Regions from separate parts of the Homo sapiens genome. Here region 1 is linked to region 2. The links are chromatin loops, found by intact Hi-C in ENCODE. Cell type or tissue: gastrocnemius medialis. All regions are shown on one strand. Links, peaks and the distances in the headings refer to the core of each region. The heading gives the core; the rest is flanking DNA.

Region 1 (4,209 bases), core at 172-2,671, 220 kb after region 2:
GCACAGTAATGACCAGCATAGCACTGTTTCCATCTGCAGCCCCTAACACGTGATCTGCTGCATAGTAGGTGCTCAATAAAGATTTGTTGATGGAGGCCAGGCCTGGTGGCTCACGCCTGTAATCCCAGCACTTTGGGAGGCTGAGGCAGGTGGATCATTTGAGGTCAGGAGTTGGAGACCAGCCTGGAAAACATGGTGAAGCCCCATCTCTACTAAAAATACAAAAATTAGCTGGGTGTGGTGGCACGCTTCTGTAATCCCAGCTACTTGGGAGGCTGAGGCAGGAGAATCACTTGAACCCAGGAGGCGGAGGGTGCAACGAGCCAAGATTGTGCCTTTGCACTCCAGCCTGGGCAACAGAGCAAGACTCTGCCTCAAAAAAAACCAAACAAACAAAAAAAGGGTTTGCTGATGGAATGTTGTCCCTTTCTCAGGTACCTTGAAGTGAATGATATGCCCCTTGGAGACAATGCCCATGTCTTTCAGGTCTTCTTCCTCCAGCAGCAGCAGCCGCTTCCCTGTAATGTTGTTTTCTTTAAACAAGCTTGCATATACACTCATCTCTGCTGAAGAGTCACCTGAAGGAAGTGATTAGAAAGCAGAATAAAATTAGATGAAATCACATCCAAAACAAAGTTAACTCCATGATTGAAGAAGGTAACTTATTCCACTTGCCTTTTCTGACGAGCTGCTGAACCCAACAATACTGTGAAAGAGAGGACACATACGGTTTTGAAGATTCACACATGGTCAGTGGCCAGTCTTCACAGTAAACATAGAGTTTTCAATAGATCAAAATAACTTTAATTCCTGGCTCAACCACAAAGGTAAAATAGAAGACTTTCTCTTTGTAGTTTTAAAACCTCAAGCTTTCAAATGGGAGATATCCCTCTCTTCGGGGGTCTTGGACAGTTAAAAGCCCCTTGGTTTTCCTCCTTCTTTGGGAGATATTTTTAAATCCTTTCAAGAGGGTTCTTACTTATAGTGATTTTTCCATTTATGTGCCAGTGGTCCCCTGGATTGCTGAGGGGCACCAGTTTACTCAGGAATTGTATGAGTTCCAGGGACCACACAGCAGTGGACAGAGCAACAGACAGAAGGAATCTTTTGTTCTAGGCCAGGTCATGAAGTAGCCACGTGGCCCCAGCCAAGTCAAAGTGTGGAGCTTCCTATGTAGAATGAGGAGATTGGACCCAGTGACCCTTAGTCCCTGTATATCACAGGGTCTGGGTTTACTGGTGGCCTCTCACAGTACCTTGGTGAGGAGAGAAGGATGGGAGGCCAGACTCAGTCCCTGTGATTCTCTGGGGAGCCCTCAACTCTGGAATTTTATTTAAGTGGCCTGGAAGCCACTCAGCCTCAGAGCAAAGACTAAAAATAGCTGTTAGAACTCAGTGATTTTTCAAAAATTTCTTTTCAAATGACAGGGGAAACTCTGCAGCTAGGGATAAAGAGATGATATCCAGGCTTGTGAATAAAGGAGACCCTGAGTCCTCTTTCCTTGTTAAGCAAGGCTGGCAGGAAAGTGAGACTCACTGGGGCTCAGTGAATGGGAAGAAATAGTGGCAACTGGTGCCAAGTTTCCTTACCCTACGGAAGCCAAAGAGGTTAGCTAATGTTGAAAGCAGGTGCACTTCAAAAGAATACAAAGGGCAGAGAGGGAAATGCCTGGGCCCAAAACCAGGTTGAGCTAGGTAAACAGATCTTTTGAGGAGTTTCCAGTAGCTAGTCTGCACTTTGTGGCACCTGGTCTGTTCCCTGGGCTGGAGCCCAAACCCACTAAGGCTGGCATTACATCTTTTGTTTTTTTCATTTTCATTTAGTGATACCCTGAGCTTGTTAAATAGACCTGGATAGCATAAGTCCCTGAGTTTTATAGAACTTAAAAAAAATTTTTTTTTTGAGATGAAGCCTTGCTCTGTTGCCCAGGCTGGAATACAGTGGTGTGATCTCAGCTCACTGCAACCTCCACCTTCCATATTCAAGCGATTCTCTTGCCTCAGTCTCCCAAGTAGCTGGGATTATAGGCATGTGCCACCACACCTGGCTGATTTTTGTATTTTTAGTAGAGATGGGGTTTCACCATGTTGGCCAGGCTGGTCTCGAACTCCTGACCTCAAGTGATCCTCCTGCCTCAGCCTCCCAAAGTGCTGGGATTACAGGCCACCGTGCCCAACCTAGTCTCTGAGTTTTCACATCAGGAATTTTCATACCTGTTTTGTCACTAAAAAAATAGATATGGTGATGTAACAGACTAAGTTGGATTGTTTCTCAGGGTTTCTATCAAGAATGCAGAGTGCAGGACTTCTTTTGGACTTCAACAGTCTGAGTGCAGCCTCTCAAAAACATAGGGCTTCTCTGGCTAAAGCTACAGAGAATGTCTGGGCGTGCTTGTGTCTATTCCCACTTGGGAGGCCAGAATAAGGCTGGCAAATATGATGCCTCACTTTCAAACAGGCCTGAGGTGGAAGGAAAGCCGGTTCAGCGGTGTACCAGCCCAGCACTGCCTTGACCAGATCCTCCTCTACCATGGCTCGAGGCCATCCCTGTTCTTGTAAAAAGATTTAATATCACTTTTTTTTCAAGTATGTTCATTTGTTTTCCCGAGCTGCCACTTTAATTTCCTCATGGGTATTTGTTATTGTATTCTGGAATAGTTTCAGAGTAATTTAGGAAGGTAGAACCCACTTAGAAGATTTGCAGAGATACTTGCTTTACTCTTGAGGCTTTATTTTCAATCATTATTGCATTAAAAACAGAAAAAAAGGCCAGGCACAGTGGCTCACACCTATAATCCCAGCACTTTGGGAGGCTGAGGCGGGCACGTCACTTGAGGTCAGGAGTTCGAGACCAGCCTGGCCAACATGGTGAAACGCCATCTCTACTAAAAATACAAAAATTAGCCAGGCATGCTGGTGGGAACCTATAGTCTTAGCTACTCAGGAGGCTGAGGCAGGAGAATCGCTTGAACCTCAGGAGGTGGAGGTTGCAGTGAGCTGAGATCGCACCACTGCACTCCAGCCTGGGAGACAGAGTGAGAAAAGAATTTGTCAACCTCTCCTAGTTAGACTTTCCTAAGGCCCAATCTCTTCCCCTAAAAACTTAGGGAAAAATTTATGAAATACCTGCTCAAGTCAAATAAGGCATGAATACAAAGAGCTTACCACATCGTCTTCCGTCCATGCACCAATCTCAAAGGAAGGCAGCAGCTGCATGGGAAATATGCATGAAATGAAAAAAAAAAGTAATATTATCATTGTCTTTTTGGTTCATCCTCTTGTCTCACTCTTTCAGCTCTCAGCTGCTGCTCTGGCTTGGTTCCTCCTGCAGGTTGGGTTGAATGGAAAACAGTTTTCCTGACCTTAAGAGGCAGTTCTCAGTGCTCCAGTAATGTTCACCAATCTCTCAGTAACAATTCATGTACTTTGGGAGCTGTATCATATTCCTTTGTTGGTACCTGGTTTTTACATCCCACAATCAAGCCTCAGCAGTCAAGCAATTTCTGACATTTTCTCAGAGACCTAGAGTCTTCCTCAGAGTCTCAGCCAACATGAGGACTGTTGGATTATTAATGAAAATTCCAAAGCAACCACTTAGTAACCAGATCATGTATTATGCCTGTTCTCAAGGGGGAATTTCTAAGTGTTGAAAGATCTCATTTGCACAATATTTTAAAAACCAAATGTTAGCACTCACGGATGAAGAAGGACATGGGAAATTGGTACGGTCCTAAGAAACCCAGGCTGCAGAGTTGCTCTAACTAAAACAGATTAAAATACCTCCCTGTGAGGTTCACAAGTACAAATGAAGATGCCTCCAGAGGACTTCAGCCTGCACCATTTTCAGAGCCAAAGAACTACTTACTGTCTTCAATATATGCCCCATGGCCATCTAAATAATAAATGCTTACATAATTTTTAGAAGTCTGTGTGTCCTATAAGTCAAATTAGAGTTTGGTACAGCTATTAGCTTTAACTAGCCTAACTTGCCCCCCAAAAATGAATTGCTTATGAGATAATATGGCAAATTGTCACTCATCTTCTGTTACAAATATTTTCTTGTGAGTGAGTTTCAAAAAAAAGTTGAGTTTGGTTGCTTTTACTGTTAGTATAAAAATCATAGGGTAGGTGAGTTAACCTTTCTAACTTACAGGTATTTTGTACCCACATGCTCAAAATTCTGCTAGGAAAGGCACAGCCCCTGCCTTCA
Region 2 (5,108 bases), core at 1,040-3,539:
AATTACTATCTTAATCTGACAAATCTATCACTGTTTTATCAAATCAGTTTGCTGGCTCTCAAATAGATCGGGGGAAATAGTAGAGGAGTATCAATGGACTTCTTTCAAAAGAGTCGTGGGCACCCAATACTCTAAAAGACCGTCCTGAGCTCTGCTGTCTTAGACTCACTTCCTCAGACAGAGGTCTTTATGCAAAAATACCTGTAGGAACAAACTCTAGGCAATACCACACTCGAAGCCCACAGAGGGCTGGACCTCTGCCAGCATTTTCTGTCTGTTGCTCTACCTTTTCCGACATAATGAATCTGTGGCCTCCAGAGAACATTTACGAGGACTGTGAACACAGGACGCCTGTGGGGAGACCTGGCTCTCCTGAGCAGCTTTCACTTTATATGCGAGCTCCTTTGCAAGCCAGACCCCCATGCAGCCTGTTGAGAAACCACATTGCCATAACTAACCCGTCAAGTAAATTCTACCACCCCATGGTGGAAATGCTCAATGTGTCTACTCCAAACCTTCTTTGTGGAAATACTTGTGCCATTTATTTGGAGGCATCCTATAGCAAACCGAAGCGTTGGGGATTCTGTAGCCATGTGGAAATGCATGTGCTTCTGTACTTACTTCCATGATGACAGAAGCCAACCACGTAAGTGTCACAGAAACACTGCCATCTCTGCTTCTCTGGCAAATTGGACAATTAAGGCTTATTTCCTACAAGTATGTCTTTCTTTCTTAAGTTGTGTGTTCTTAGTACTTAAAAATGTTTTGATAGTTAGCCCATTAAATATTACCATTCTGGAGGTGGAATTTGCTTTAAAATGTTTCTTTTCCCTTTTTTTTTTCTTTTTTTTTTGCTTCTGCTCTATTCATATACTCTTTCATATTTTCTTTCCTTCTAGTTTTTCTTCTTTTCTTCAATACACTCTCCTTCCTGCCTCTTTCGGAAAAATCTTCCTGTCTTCTTGTCCTTCCTTCCTTCCCTCTTTTCCTTTCTCATTTCATTCTGTTTTTCTTTCTAGTATTTTTTCTACTGCATTTTTCTGAGTTAAGAATAAATCTAATTACTACGATTTTTTAAAAAGATAATTATTTTAAAGCAAACTATTAACTGTTCCTGTAAAAAAATGGTCTGTTACAATAAGCTCTGTGTTTACAGTTTAAAATTTATTTTGGAATAATCAGTGTCTGCATTTGTAAGTTCTGTTCATTTCTCTCTCTTTGGTATTGTACTAATAGCCACTTCATTATCATTTTAAATAATTCTTTGGTATAATTCATTATTAAATGTTGTTTTGAGAATTGTTTTCTCCAAGACTATTTTATTACCATCATGAAATTCATTTAATTAGTATGCTTGTAAAATTAGTACAAATTTTAAAAATAAAATGTAGAGATGTTACTAAGACTCGTTGCTTTAAAATATACTGCTGTCTTTTGGCGGGGAAATCTCAGAACATGAATAAAAATATTAAGAGTATATATGTTCTTCAATCCAGGAATCCCATTGCTAGGACTTTATCCTAAGGAAATACAAATATGGCAAGCATTCACCACTAGAATATTTGTTACAGCACTGTTTATAATAGCTATAAAGTGGAAATAACCTCAATGGCCCAAAACTGAATACTGGCTAAAAAAGTTAGGGTCATCCATTATATAAATTATCATACACCTGTTAAAAATTATATTGTAGGCCGGGCACGGTGGCTCACGCCTGCAATCCCAGCACTTTGGGAGGCCGAGGTGGGCGGATCACGAGATCAGGAGATCGAGACCATCCTGGCTAACACGGTGAAACCCCGTCTCTACTAAAAAATACAAAAAAATTAGCCGGGCGTGGTGGCAGACGCCTGTAGTCCCAGCTACTTGGGAGGCTGAGGCAGGAGAATGGCGTCAACCCGGCAGGCGGAGCTTGCAGTGAGCCGAGATCCCGCCACTGCACTCCAGCCTGGGCGACAGAGCGAGACTCCGTCTCAAAAAAAGAAAAAGAAAAAAATAAATATACATATATATATATATATAGTAGAAGAATATTTTTCATCATATGAGAAAATGTTTTGAGTATATTTTGAAGTAAATAAAACAGTTTACAAAATAAGATACATGTTGTGATCTCAGTTTAGTAGTACATTGCCTCTCACCTCCAAATCTACTTTCATGACCTGTTTTGCTTTCATAGGCTGGACCCTTCAAGCATTTTTTCCTTTGCAGCGAGAATGAGGTTTAGCTTGTCGGTAGAGGGCGCAGGAGAGACACTGCAGGAGGAAGAAGCTACCCCACGAGCCCCGCCCAAGGTTCCCGGACGTCCGTCGGACGGCCGTTGTTTTTCTACTTGCTCCTAGCGCACCACTGCCAGAAGCCTCTGCCCCTGCCACACACCCAGAGCATGCAGTTTCTCTGCAAGTTCTCAGAGAGCCCCAGCCGGTGACCCCCAACAGAGACACCACTCACCCCGGGCCTCTATCTGTCCTGCCAACAAGATGACTCTTTGTGCCCTGGCTGTCTCTGAGGACCTGCCCTGCAGACATATGTTCCCCCTTTTCCCTGCAACCATGCACCAGTTCTGTCTCAGGCAGCCAGGAGAGCTCCACCATTCAATGGAGCTGAGAATCTCTTTTCCCTCACTGTCTGAATCCGTCGTGGGGAAAAGGACCTCCTTCAAAGTGGTTCCTCCCGATTTTCATCCTCAGCCCTAGGATATTGTTTAGAGCATTGTTTTCACCTTCCTAGTTAGGCCTACGTTATAGTTAACAATTATTTATAATAAATTTTCCCTGTTCAAATTACTGTGTGGTTTCTGTCTCCTGATTGGCCTATGACTAATAAACATGTTTATGTAGAAGAGAGGAAAAAAAAGACTGAAACAAAAAGCCAAAACGTTAACAGTGGTTAACTCTGGGTAGTATAATTAGAGGTTGTTTTTATTCTGGCCTTTGTGATTTGCGATATTTTCCATAATATTTTGTAAAGAGCTTTTATTTCATTTACTTATTTTAGTTTCTATTTCTAAGACTATTGTGCTACCTATTTACCTGTGTAGCAAACCTGCATATTCTGCACGTGTGTCCCGGAACTTAAAGTAAAATAAAATAAGATTATTGTGCTAGCAAAAGTTGAGTCTTGATAGTATATGTTGTTGCTACAAAATTCAGATTCAAAACCAAAATGATCGTGTTAGTTTGTCTTTTCAGTGAGCAAATTGGGTGAAGCTTGCCTGACAGTGGGACCACACAGAGCCATGTAATTCCTACTAAGAACTGGCCTCTATACAGGGATCACCCACTCTCAGCTCCCTGAACCTTGGGTTTTAATGTCTGAACTCTGGTTTTAAAGTCAGCCTTTTAAAAAAATTTTTTTCTTATTTAACTGAAATTGCTGATCTCTGTATCATTCCAATTTTAATATATGTGCTGCCAAAGTGAGCACTAAAGTCACCCTTTTAATGCAAAAGTATTAAGAACTGTTTTTGTAAATAGTACGGCGATTTTTTTATTTTTATTTTTATTTTTGAGACAAGGTCTCACTCTGTCACCCAGGCTAGAGTGCAGTGGCATGATCACAGCTCACGGCAGCATCAACCTCCCAGGCTCAGGTGATCCTCCCACCTCAGCCTTCCTAGTAGCTGGGACTAGAGCTACAGCCACAGCCACACGCCACCATGCCCAGCTAATTTTTTGTGTGTGTGCGGAGATGGAGTTTTGCCATATTGCGCAGGCTGATCTCAAACTCTTGGGCTCAACTGATCCACCTGCCTTGGCCTCTCAAAGTCCTAGGATTACAGTTGTTAGCCACAACACCCAGACCAATGATTTTTAAGAGTACTATATTCATCTTGAAAAATACATCATGCAATGTTATTGCAGCCTTCTGCTTTTTAGAGAGACATTTCTATACAAATAGCAAATTGGCTTGTTGCTGTTTCAGCAGAAGTACCACTAATGTAAGAAGGAAGCCATGGTAGGCAAAATTCAAAGATAGCTTTCCAGATACTCAGCCTGCAGTACACACTCCTTCTCCCAGTTATTCAATCAAACACTGCCATGAAAGGATTTTTGCAAATGTAATTAAGGTCCCAAGCCAGTTGACCTTAAGATAGGAAGATTATCCCAGCGGGCCTGACATAATTATATGAGCCCTTTAAAAGTAGAGGATTTTCTCTGGCTAGTTGCAAAAGAGGATCAAGTCAGGTTGAGAGCCCAAGGGGGATTCAACTTCACCATGTGTGAATTTTGAAGATGCAGGAAGCCAAGTGGTGGGGAATGTGGGCAGTCTCCAGGAGGTGAAAACAGCCCCAAGCTGACAGCCAGAAAGGGAACAAGGACCTCAGTCCTGCAGCCACAAGGAACAGAATTCTGCCAACAATCTGAAAGAGACTGGAAGCCCAGGCCTCCAGATTAGAATACAGTGACTAAAAAGCAAACATTGGATCTAGCTGGATGCCACTTATTTTCCAGTGTTCAGTGACACAGACTATAAGCCCCTTGAAGGTACAACATATTCCTTGGGATTATGACCCTTAATTCCCATACATCCATATGGTTGTCCTTGTTGAATAACCCTTCCCCACTACCAACACACACAGTGTTCTGGATTAGGGATTAATATTCTGGATTACAGAGTCTGTGGATTAGTGGTTGGCCGTACTAGATTGCTTTTCTTCCCTTGAGGATATGTTTACAAAGAGTGACTTCATGGTGAGCAAAGACTTGAGATATGACTAGTACTTCTCATATTTTGGTTATGGTTCTGAAATGGAATCATCTCTTATTCAGTAATAGGTCTCTGTTTTCTAACATTCTTTTACCTCTGTTTCCTGCTCCCCTACCCCTTCCACCTTTCTCATAGTCCTTTTTGCCCTTATCTTCCTAATATAATCTCTCTAATCTGGTTACTTTTTGCTTTTATTATCATTATTTTTTGATGTGTGTAGCCATTTTTTCCACTTTCTTTTTTATTTTTGGTCAGTTGTGCAAGGGTATAAGGAAATAAGAGGTATAAACAAGTTATTGGAAACTTTAAGTGATTTTTCTTATCAGCTTTCAAGTCCTCAATAACAGTTTGAAATCTGGTTTGAGATCACTTTAAATGATTTCTACAAGTAATGAGAG

What was found. A loop is a pair of places that touch in the nucleus more often than their neighbours do. Peaks named below come from ENCODE experiments on the same cell type or tissue, not always from the same donor. Only the 100,000 strongest peaks of a DNase experiment are listed, where the experiment ranks them.
Region 1: it touches region 2 in a loop (2.5-fold over the local background); 1 of 110 quality-filtered maps calls a loop at or near these places.

What each region holds. Positions count from the first base shown.
Region 1 is chr2:173,228,689-173,232,897 of GRCh38, reverse strand. MAP3K20 (mitogen-activated protein kinase kinase kinase 20) reads right to left here. Exons shown (of 20, transcript NM_016653.3): 12 at 3,165-3,209; 13 at 676-706; 14 at 439-578. All of the region lies in intron 2 of MAP3K20-AS1 (MAP3K20 antisense RNA 1), which reads left to right. Among named protein-coding and RNA genes, the nearest start is that of MAP3K20-AS1, 51 kb to the left of the region's middle. In gastrocnemius medialis, for the core only: no CTCF peak of the experiment used is centred there; a DNase peak (open chromatin) is centred at 1,675; H3K27ac peaks cover 2,224 bases.
Region 2 is chr2:173,446,509-173,451,616 of GRCh38, reverse strand. LOC105373744 (a long non-coding RNA gene) reads left to right here and starts at 4,837. Exons shown (of 4, transcript XR_923586.2): 1 at 4,837-4,992. RefSeq lists an enhancer at 287-356. In gastrocnemius medialis, for the core only: a CTCF peak has its summit at 2,247 (motif pointing right); a DNase peak (open chromatin) is centred at 2,286; H3K4me3 peaks cover 344 bases; H3K27ac peaks cover 393 bases.